Regions from separate parts of the Homo sapiens genome. Here regions 2 and 3 are each linked to region 1. Evidence: chromatin contacts called from ENCODE Hi-C or POLR2A ChIA-PET data. All regions are on one chromosome and are shown on one strand. Each heading gives the region's core, a stretch centred on a gene start or an enhancer-like site at or near the end of the contact. The rest is flanking DNA. Distances are from core to core; before and after follow the strand shown. Region 1 has its middle 88 kb from the start of LINC00261. Region 2 overlaps LOC284788 (a long non-coding RNA gene). Region 3 overlaps LINC00261 (long intergenic non-protein coding RNA 261).

Evidence for each region. Hi-C counts contacts between places; a loop is a spot of excess contacts on that map. ChIA-PET counts read pairs that join two places held with the same protein, here RNA polymerase II (POLR2A). Pooled maps may share reads with other maps.
Region 2: a map of Caco-2 shows a loop between it and region 1 (5-fold over the local background). The contact joins two enhancer-like sites. A Hi-C loop is called at or near these places in 1 of 168 maps with a recorded cell type or tissue (Caco-2). POLR2A ChIA-PET finds 5 or more read pairs at or near these places in 4 of 52 experiments (A549, Caco-2, HepG2 and 1 more).
Region 3: a loop to region 1 is called in a map of body of pancreas, with 1.9 times the contacts of the local background. The contact joins two enhancer-like sites. A Hi-C loop is called at or near these places in 3 of 168 maps with a recorded cell type or tissue (HepG2, body of pancreas and pancreas) and 1 of 50 pooled maps. POLR2A ChIA-PET finds 5 or more read pairs at or near these places in 6 of 52 experiments (A549, Caco-2, HepG2 and 2 more).

What each region holds. Positions count from the first base shown.
Region 1 is chr20:22,488,922-22,492,281 of GRCh38, reverse strand. No RefSeq gene overlaps it. Among named protein-coding and RNA genes, the nearest start is that of LINC00261, 88 kb to the left of the region's middle. Within about 2 kb of position 1,786, at least 10 of the 41 ENCODE cell types and tissues checked have a DNase peak (open chromatin) inside an H3K27ac peak, as active enhancers do; they include body of pancreas and pancreas, where a contact is called at or near this core.
Region 2 is chr20:22,402,808-22,406,167 of GRCh38, reverse strand. All of the region lies in intron 1 of LOC284788 (a long non-coding RNA gene), which reads left to right. Among named protein-coding and RNA genes, the nearest start is that of LINC01427, 120 kb to the right of the region's middle. RefSeq lists a silencer at 1-257 and enhancers at 2,267-2,376, 1,006-3,360. Within about 2 kb of position 1,652, at least 4 of the 41 ENCODE cell types and tissues checked have a DNase peak (open chromatin) inside an H3K27ac peak, as active enhancers do.
Region 3 is chr20:22,567,072-22,570,431 of GRCh38, reverse strand. LINC00261 (long intergenic non-protein coding RNA 261) reads left to right here. Exons shown (of 4, transcript NR_001558.3): 2 at 2,547-2,638. Among named protein-coding and RNA genes, the nearest start is that of LINC00261, 9.9 kb to the left of the region's middle. RefSeq lists enhancers at 944-1,761, 1,762-2,580. Within about 2 kb of position 1,496, at least 5 of the 41 ENCODE cell types and tissues checked have a DNase peak (open chromatin) inside an H3K27ac peak, as active enhancers do; they include body of pancreas and pancreas, where a contact is called at or near this core.

The DNA.
Region 1 (3,360 bases), core at 537-3,036:
TTTCATGTGTACAGTTCCTAGAAAAAAATCTCTGCTCTTTAATTCCCTCAAACTTTAAAATCTCTATTCTTTATTAAGCCAGGTTTCAAAGATGCTGATTTGCTTGTTTTCAACTACTCTTAAAGGACAATGGTGCATTTGTGGTTTATGTTTTTGAGAAGGCTAGTGGTAAGATGGTAGCACAAATCTGAAGAACATTTTGAGCACGCTGGAGGCCAAGCATAAAATCAGAAGGTTGGGATATCTCGTTCTTGGGAGGGTGGTGATTTCAAATAAAAGAACCGAATTTGGGAGACCAATGTGGGCAGATCACAAGGTCAGGAGTTCAAGACCAGCCTGGCCAATGTGGTGAAACCCCATCTCTACTAATAATACAAAAATTAGCCAGGAGTGGTGGCATGCGCCTGCAGTCCCAGCTACTCAGGAGGCTGAGGCAGGAGAATTGCTTGAACCCAGGAGGCGGAGGTTGCAGTGAGCCGAGATCGCACCACTGCACTCCAGCCTGGGCGACAGAGCAAGACTCCATCACAAAAGAAAAAAGAAAAAAAAAAAAGAACTGGTAGCTGGAAGGTTTTAATGTGGTTCTCATTCACCCTAGCTCCAGTCATGTTGACACACAAGCTACTTACCATTAAGGATGTTAAGGTGAGGTTTTCTATTTAAAAAAATTGCTGTCAGGGACACCTGCATTTTACTTGCTGAGTGGAAATATTAGAATATACCCGTGGGTGACTCTCTAAGCTAAGTTTTGGAAAGAAAACACCCCACTGATGTTAGGGCAAAACAATCCATCCTTGGTACACATCCAAACAAACAAAAAAAAAATTCAGCTTAGCTTTCTAATTTTTTTTTTTTTTTTCCTAGCTGGGGGAAGGATGACACAGGGGAAGAGAGGATTATGGGCTTTATAATCACACATTTCCTAGCCTTGCTTCGCTGAACTCAGGCAGATGCTTTGCAGAAACGTGCAGGATTCCAGGCAGGTGGGTGATCAACCAGAACAAGGCCTAAGGAGTGGGGGCACAGCGGGCAGCAGGAGGGAGCTCAGGGGGCAGGCAGGCTTCAGGTTGATGGCAGCACCTGGGTCCAGGCTGGGCTCTGGGCTCTGCCAGGGAGCCTGGAGCCAGGGGTCTCATTAGTACCTGGCTAGGACTGCAGCCGGCTGATGGCAAATACAGGCTATCAAAGCCCTGTCAGCACTCCTGAATGGGACAAAGAAAAGGCGCATTAATGATTAACTCTGCTAAAAGCTCCGGCTTTTGTATTCCCATGGTGCCTGGCCTATCTGGCTGCCATGTGACCGGCCCGGGCCATTTTCTCGCAGATTGGGGAAAGCTAGTGAGCAAACACAGGTGGTTCTGTGTCGGCCGCGCTGTCAGGGACAACCGCGGACAGCACCAGCTATGCCTGGTGAAATTAGCTGCTGTGTTTGCCTCCAGTTTTGCTTCCTGGTGCTCTTACTTTCTAAGTCGAATGTCATTTTGCCACTCATTTTCAACTATTCACAGGAGGTGCTAAAAAGGGGGAAAAGGCCCCCACGCAAAAATGGGAAAGGGAGACACACAACATCATGTTCTTTGAACTCTGCAATAACGTTTGGCGACCAAAGGCGAGGGCAGGGTAAACTAATTAAAACCTCTCAGGTCTTTAACTTTCTGCAAGAGCAAATTTATTCTTCTCAAAGGGAATTATTTTAGTGATCCTGACCAAATAAGCAAGCTACAACAATGACGTCATAAGCCTGCTGGCATGGACCCAGCTCGGCTCCCTGTGCCATGGGGCCTGGAAGAACCTGCTTTTTAAAATGGGCCGTGGCACTAGCGCCCACCCGTACAAGCCGGGCAATGAGAGGGTGCCCTTCCAAGTCTGACCCTGCCTATTCGTGGTTCAGAGTCAAGGTCCCTCTAGTGGCATTATTTGTTTAAATGCATTTCTTCCTTGGTCTACATCAGACAGACCTTCTTTTTCCTGTTCAAATATTTATATGTGTGTATTATTGCACGCGGCTTCAACTGCTCCCAATCACACCAGCGGCCATAAAGCACAGATTATCAGCATGAGGTGATAAAGGCCCTTTGAGTCAACACCAGAAATGAAGAGAAAATGAAATAAAGTTATAAAAAGAGGACAGCATAAATGTCTACAAAGAGTATATCAGTCTGCAGATATTCAAGCAATTAGCTACAATAGGAAAGACATTTTATCCAAACTAAAGTACCGCTGACATGATTAACAACGTTTGATATTTAAATATAACATTCTGCCAGATTCCCAGTTAAGAAAGAGGGCACTTGCGAAGTCTTTGGATTGGAATGCAGTTAGTTCAGTGTTAGTGAATATCAGCTCAAACACAGCCGTGGTGTGTGCTGCGTTGCTTTCCAATGGACGCTGACCACAGAATAAATGTGAGCAGTCTCTAGCCCCAAATGGCAGGGTGAGGCTGCTGTAATCTCTCAGCGCTGTTGGTTTGAGGTTTGTAGTGGTGTTTATTCTTGCTCCTTCCTCGTGGTTCCTAAACTTTTGATTTTTGTGAAATGAAGGAAATATGGTTATAGGCCCCAGCTGCAGGGGAGACTTGGTTGCCCCTGGGTATAAGCACCTCAGTGTGGATTTCCATGTCATCAAGCAATTTTAGCAGATACATTTTTTTGAAGGGGGCTGACAGTAATTGGTTTTTCTTTGCAAGTGCTGATAGGCAGGCAGTGGTGTCACTCTTGCCCGAATTACTTAGAGCACAAGCATCATACATAAAAACCCTTTATTTATTTGTTTATTTATTTATTTCAAACCAAAAATAAACAATTATGAAGAGCATGTGGCCAAAATGAAAACTCAGCTTTTGGTTTATTTCCAATGCCTCCTTGCTCTCCAACATCTTTATGTTGTTTATCAAAACCATAAGTTAGTTCTGTGAAAATCAACATACTGACAAACCTTTAACTAGATTGACCAAGAAAAAGAGAAAAGGTGAACACCATCAATCAATACCAATTTTGGCCATATCCCGGGCAATAAAACAAATCTCAAAAAATTATAAGAATTGAAATCATAGAGAGTGTGTTCTCTGACTGCAATGTAATAAAAATAGAAATTAATAACAGAAAGATAAGAGGAAAATCTTCAAATACTTGAAAACTAGACAATACACTTCTAAATAACACATAGGTCAAAGAGGAAGCTCCAAGTTAAAAAAAAATTGAACTGAATAAAAATGAAAATATACATCAATGTTTGTGGTACACAGCTAACGTGGTGCTAAGAGAGACAGACATTTATCATTCATAGTACTAAGTGCACACATTAGAAAAACAATTCTCAGCTCAATAATATAAGCTCCTACCTCAAGAACCTAGAAAAAGA
Region 2 (3,360 bases), core at 403-2,902, 86 kb after region 1:
GAGTAGGATTAAAGTCTTAAAGATAAAAAGCAAAGACTAATGCTTTGTTTTACAACAAGAAGGTCTTCTTTGAAGTCATAGGGAAACAAGGTCTCAGCTGTAGCAAATTGCGTGGCCTTCCAAGAGAGCAGGACACATTGTAACCATGGGGACTCCAGACCGTTAATAACATTCTATATTAAAGAACAGATAGTCTGTAGTCCCAGCACTTTGGAAGGCCAAGGCTGGCAGATCACCTGAGCTCAGGAGTTCGAGACCAGCCTGGCCAACATGATGAAACCCTGTCTCTACTAAAATACAAAAATTAGCCAGGTGTGGTGATGGGCACCTGTAATCCCAGGTACTCAGGAGGCTGAGGCAGGAGAATCGCTTGAACCCAGGAGGCAGAGTTTGCAGTGAGCCAAGATCGTGTTACTGCCCTCCAGCCTGGGTAACAGAGGGAGACTGTCTCAAACAAAACAAAACAAAACAAAACGAAACAAAGAATAGGCAGGCCTATGTACCAGATCACAGTCCATACAACACATTAGTTCACATAAGTGCAACTAATACATTCTATTCTATAATAGCACAGCTTGTTATCACATAAAATTACCAGCTTCCTCATAGTATTGTATGCTTCTTATGTTGACTAAATAGATAGAATGAATATTCCCCCATGTGGCAACCTCTATTGAGTCTTCTTTTCTCTGAAACTTTTAAAAAATACATACTTTCTACCAAATTCCACCTAGCATGAGATTGGACACTACCTCAAACTTTTCTCAAATGACTTCATGAGTAATATTCATTTGGTACCTGTAGTAGGATTTATGTATTCTAAGCTAAGAGTTGATACTAAACAAATATTTGAGATTGGTTGCAATAAATCTAAAGAAAAAAACAGCAAATTTCAGTTGGGATGCAACTTGAAATTATCCCAAATATATAAAAGTTTTTGTGATGAATTTATTGTTACATATAATATATTCTCAATATTCACTTACTGAGGTTGATTAACTTTATGCCGTTTTAAGCATTGGGAAACAAACTTAAACAAATTGCCACAGTCAAAAGTCAAATCAGAGTACCAGTGATGTTATGTTTTAAAGCCTTCAGTGTAAGTAATGAATTGCCCAATACATCATGGATGATTTTAAGATATTCCTTGTTTGAGTAAGAGACCAGAAATCACGTTTGCCAAAAGAACACTCTTTTCCCAAGAATGCAGCAAGGCTCCCCATCCCCAGGAACAAACATCACTTTTTTCTTGATGTTGCCCTTAAAATATGAGGCTGAAGTTCAGAGTTAAGCACATCCTGGAATTAGGAACTCTCACCAGCACCAGGTGCAGGGAAGTAGGCAACTTTGCCACTGGCTTATTTTTTTAAGGAGACTGTGCCTGTACTCTCTGAGCAAAGTGGCAATATCTGCAGCTGCCTGCCTGCCACCAGACAGCCAGTCCGATGTGAATTATTTAACAGAAGGTATTGCAACCTCCACTCACAACAGAGGAGGCTTCAAGATTTGTGGGTGACACCCTGACAGGCTGCAGGATCAAAGCCAGGATTTTAGAGAAGAGGTGCAGTTGAGCAGTGCCCGCTGGCCAAGGAGCCGTCATGACCTAGGGGCAGAGGAAGAATGCCAATCCATGCTGCGAGGGTGGCACATTCCAAGGACTAAACCAGAAGAAGTAAGGCCAAGTGCTGGCAAGAGGGAGCCACAAACCAGAATGATTACGTTTTTAAAGCACTGCTTCCTGGTTCAGACATAAAATTATATTTAAATGTCCTGCCTCTTTGCAATCAAAAGAAGCTAACTGAAAGAAACACGCACTTCAAGGCTGTAAATCTGAAACTTCCTAATCCCCGAAAGTCCACACTAGACTTCTTGCCTCCATGGAAACAACAAAGCATTCAGCCAACTGATTGGCCTCCAATGAATTTTAGATAAGACAGCTTGGAAGGGAATGGATGTGATTTTAATGCAGAAGAAAGCGCTGGAAGGGAGGTCCACTTGGTTCATATTTGAATAAAGCAAACAAGGCAGACGAAAGGCTGACAGCTGTAAATGACATTGTCAGTACAAAAATTATCAGCCAGTTTACAATCTGTTTGCTTATGTTGAACAAACAGACTGTGTGTGGCATCCTTCGGCCTGGTGAATGGCAGAAATACTTGCGGGCTTCAGAAAAGCTATCTGCTCTCCTGCAGCCCGGCCACAATTAGATCGCCATTTGACAGCCACACTGAAAAGGAAACTGTGTTCTCTGCCTTCCCCCACACTCCCTTGCCTCTTTGCTTTCTCTTTTCCTTTCTTTCTTTTTCTTGGTCTTCTTCTTCATAAGACAAGCACTGAAGTTGGGTAGAGACACTCGTCCTGTTGTATCAATGGCGTGAATTACGTTAGTTCTGTTTCTGGATCAAGTCGTTTACTGATGTGTCTGACATTCCAAGTGGGAGATCTTCAGTAACCTAGCAAGGCTCAGCGCCAACAGTCTTCATTTTTTATTCCTTACAGGAAGCAGAATCCAGGAGCTCCTGAAAGAATGCCACTTTTTTCTTCTTTGTGCAGCCTGTCTCGCAGACCGTTTGCTTTGAACTTGCTAGCATTGCATTTGGTGCCGAAACAAAACACAAGCAGGGCTGTGGAGCTCTATTTCCCCTGAGCAAGACCCCGATAGCACAACTTTCAGGAGGGAATAAAACCTAGTGGGCGCTACCGCTCCCGGGGAGCTATGCTGAGTGTTTAACCCAGCCCCCAACCTGAAAGGAATGAGTTGTGTGGTCCCATTGCTTAATCCCCTCTGTGTTCTGCAAACTCAGAACACAGAAATAGCTCCTTTTGTTCAAAAAGAATGGAAAGCAAACACAGGTACTAATTTTATCCCTCACGTTCTCAGAGGCTGCCTCTTGTTTAACTGCATCAGAGAGATTTAAGCTGCTGGGAGTGGCTTTTTTCACCGGGCCCGAGGCTGTTTGGGCACTGGGAGCTTTTTACCTAACAGATTCCAGCTCACCTTGGAGTAAGCGAGTGACACACCTCCTTGCCCTGGGCGACAAGTCACCTCTGTAGAGCGCACACACTGGAAAACAGAATAACCTCATAGGAAGACAACAGTCTACAAAATCTAGAGTTCTGATTTTCATCTTCTACCTTGTGTATTGTCATTATTTATTGTGTCTTATTCTTGCTAGAGTTAGCAAATGTATTCATTTGAGGAGAGGATCAAGTCTTTCTGTTACGCCTTCCTTTCTTTTCTCCTTCTTTAATATAAAGAATCTATTTAGAGGTACTTGGTTTATTTGACCGGAAAAAAAATGATGATAGGTGAGTATGGTGTGTTCGTCACAGATAAAGGGTACATCACAGGCACACACA
Region 3 (3,360 bases), core at 247-2,746, 78 kb before region 1:
AATAAAACAAACATTGTAGTTTGTAAATTCTTAAGATTTGAGATAGAAATATTGCTCACAGTATTGAATATTCCACATTAGTCAATAGCAAGCAGATAAATATATATTTCTAAATGAAGGGTAGCTCTGGAAATTAGACAGCCATTTTATTACATAAGGTATTCTTGGACAAACCAAAAAAGTGTGTCCTCACTTTTTCCAGCACAGTTTCGTAAATGGAGTATAAAATGTATTTGGAGTTTTAATAAATTTATTAGGTGCCAAACATTTCTTTGCACAATGTCTGTCTAGTTTGTGTCCTGAGGGCAAAACAATGTGTGATATGCTTGCATTACAGTTTTGTGGTAGCTGCTCACAGGCAGGTCACACCATCCTACTTTCATTGTCATTGGCAGTGCTATTTTGTTGAATATCAGTTTTGATATGACTAACGCTTATTTCTCAATTTCACCTTGCATTTTCTTCTAATTTTTATGTTTGATAAAATAGCTCAATAGTGGTAATTAAACCTCTCCTTATAAAGGTATAGCTATATATTTCTCAATGCTTGTCTTTCTAGCAATGAAATCCACATTAAAAACATTTCTGGGAGAAGATAATTTCTTTGTTATTTTTGGATTGTTTAAAACTATTAATACAATATAGAAAAATAATGCCGGGTAAAAATAGGATTGATTCTATATCAAATAGGAATTTGTTTCCTTTACTGCCTTCCTTTTTGCAATGTCTGTGCAGGTCTTCCCACACCTTGGCTAGTTCAGTAGATATATTCAGTTTAGATATATTTTAGTTCGTCACCTCTGAAGCTCAGACAAATTTCCAGGCCAAGTTTTGAAAAATAATTTAGGAGAAACTTGCAGATATTTTGAGGACGCGGCGTGTAACCTCCCATGGCACCGAGACAAGCGACATTCTGTTTGGTGCAAGTGGCGAAAAACACGACCTAACCGTGTTTACATGTGTATTCAGCCATGAAATTGAGTATTATCAACGTTGAAAAAATGCAAATCAAATTAAAACAAGAGAAAATTGTCTTTGGAATTACAGCGGCCTGGAGCCCCCAAGTGTTTGCTTAAATTGAATCATTTAGAAAAGAAAAAACATCTAAACTGCCCCTTCACTATTCTCTTCCGCCCCCACCCCAGGCACGAACCTTGTCCTTTAATTCTACCATGAAATGTATCAAAGTTGAGGCACAAATAACTCTACCTAGGACAAATCACGTTGCAATATATATATATGTGCATATAAAAATTAAATGCCTCCCTCTATCTAGGTGTTCACAGAGTCGGACCTGCTTCCGAAATAAAGCAGCACTCCCTTTCCTCATTCCTGGGTGAGGCCCTAGCCGCTGGCTGGCGGGCTGGCTCGGGCTCCCCGCGAGTGGCCCGGGGACCTGCAGAGCAGCCTTCCTTGGGCTCAGGCTGCGAGAGCCGGAGCGGGTGCTCGGGCTCCGGGAAGGCGGCGTGTGCCCGGGTACCCGGGGCCAGGCAGCCGGGGCCGATCGGGCGCGCCGAGGTCGTCAGAGCAGCCGGCCGAGCCCCCAGTCCCCGCGGGTCCGTGGGGCTGTCCCGGTTTGGCGAGCTCCGGCTGCCGAGATGCGCCAAACGCGGAACCCGGGTTGGCCCTCCGGGGGGTTCTTCTCGTCCCCTCCCAACGCTCACTTCGCTGACATAGGACTTCCAAGGGTCTTAGTGGAGAAGGCCACGAAAGGAAAATGCCTGCTAAATGTCACTGGGGGTCGGGGGAGAGATCGAAAAGAGCACGAGGCAGAGGGACGGTCATTCTTGCTTTTCCCCCACAAATTCTAGAAAGCGCAGGGAACCGACCCTAGGCAGCCAGTTCACACCGGACCCGACCTATCCCACCCCAGTCGCCATGGGCTCTGTCAGCTGTATTCCTCTCCCGCCCTCCCCATCGCTCTCCCGTCTCCGGTAACACTGGCGAGTCCAGGGTTTCTCCTGCAGGTGCCAAGGTCGGCCCCGTCCGGATGAGCCCGCTGGGCACCGCGCAGAGGAGGGCCGGGCGAACAGGCAGACGGCCTTGGGTCAAGACTGGGAGCGCGACCCCGCTGCGGTGGGAGCGGGACCCAGGCAGCCACGCCCACCAGTCTTAATGGGGGACAACAGAGGGGGCTAGAATGGGGGGCGGGATGCTGGTGACACCAGTGGTGGCTAGGATGTGCTGGCACGGCCCTGGAGACACTTTTATCTCATTTAGTGACCTCAGGATTTTCGTTTCGCTCCCCCAGCCTGCACTTTCTCCTCTTCGAACACTCGTCCACCCTGCTCCAGCCCGAGCTGCACCTTCTCCGACCCGGTATCTCAAAAGGAGCTCGAACTCCTTTTCCTCTGGGGAGGAGAAAGAATGGGTGGCCTCCGCGTCACTCTGTTTCCCTTCCTCCTCCTCAGTCCTGATAGAATCGAAGGGCTGCCCTTGTTCCAGAAACATAATAACTGCATTCCAGCTGACTCCGATGGGGGCGGGGGGCGGAGTAGTGGAAGCCCATTTTTATTTGAAACCTGTCCCTATATTTTCCTTCCCAGGAATCCCTGGATAAAGACCAGCTCAACCATCGCTGAGAAAACAGACCTAGGCTTCCCAGGGCGGTTAACCCGCCGGCCTCTGGGCAGAGACTGTAAGTTGGGGTCGTGTTTGGGAGACTCGGGACCCTATTTCCAAGGAGAACTGTGGGGGACATGTTTATGTTTGTTGTTTTCAAAATCAAGCAAAGGAAACAACAGCCAATTAAAATGAAATATTTTTATTCCCCTCGCACGTCGTCAGTGATTTGCCCCCAGGGATTCACAATTTTCCCAAGCCTGTTAACGGGTGACAATGAGTGAGTGCCTCCTGTAATTTAATTTTCCTGTCACACTAAATAGAGCTACATTGTAAACCTTAGATCTACTCTTACTGATAGGATCGCCTTGTTTTGCCATTTGCACCATAAAGACCCCCAAAAGGGACACTGTATTGTGACCTCTACTCTTGAATTATTCAAGAACTTAATGACATTTTCCATTTTAAAAAGGGAACTAATTGCCATTGATGCAAAGCATGTGACCTTCTGCAGGTACCCAGTATGAGAATGTAACCATCTGTATGTGCATAGAAGGCTGAAGAAAGCGGGTGCAAACAGGAAAAACACATGCAATCCTAACGAGCTCAAAATGGACACTGGAATCAAGCGTAGGGTTTAATTTCACCCCAAACCGTGACACATAGCTCCACAAAATTCCCTTCACCAGACCTAAAGTCTGCATAAAACCTCGCATCAATTCAGGCTCGTTTTGGGGGACATGACATGACTTTTTAGCTAGGACTGGAACATTAAAAATTTTGAAAGCCAGTATGCCT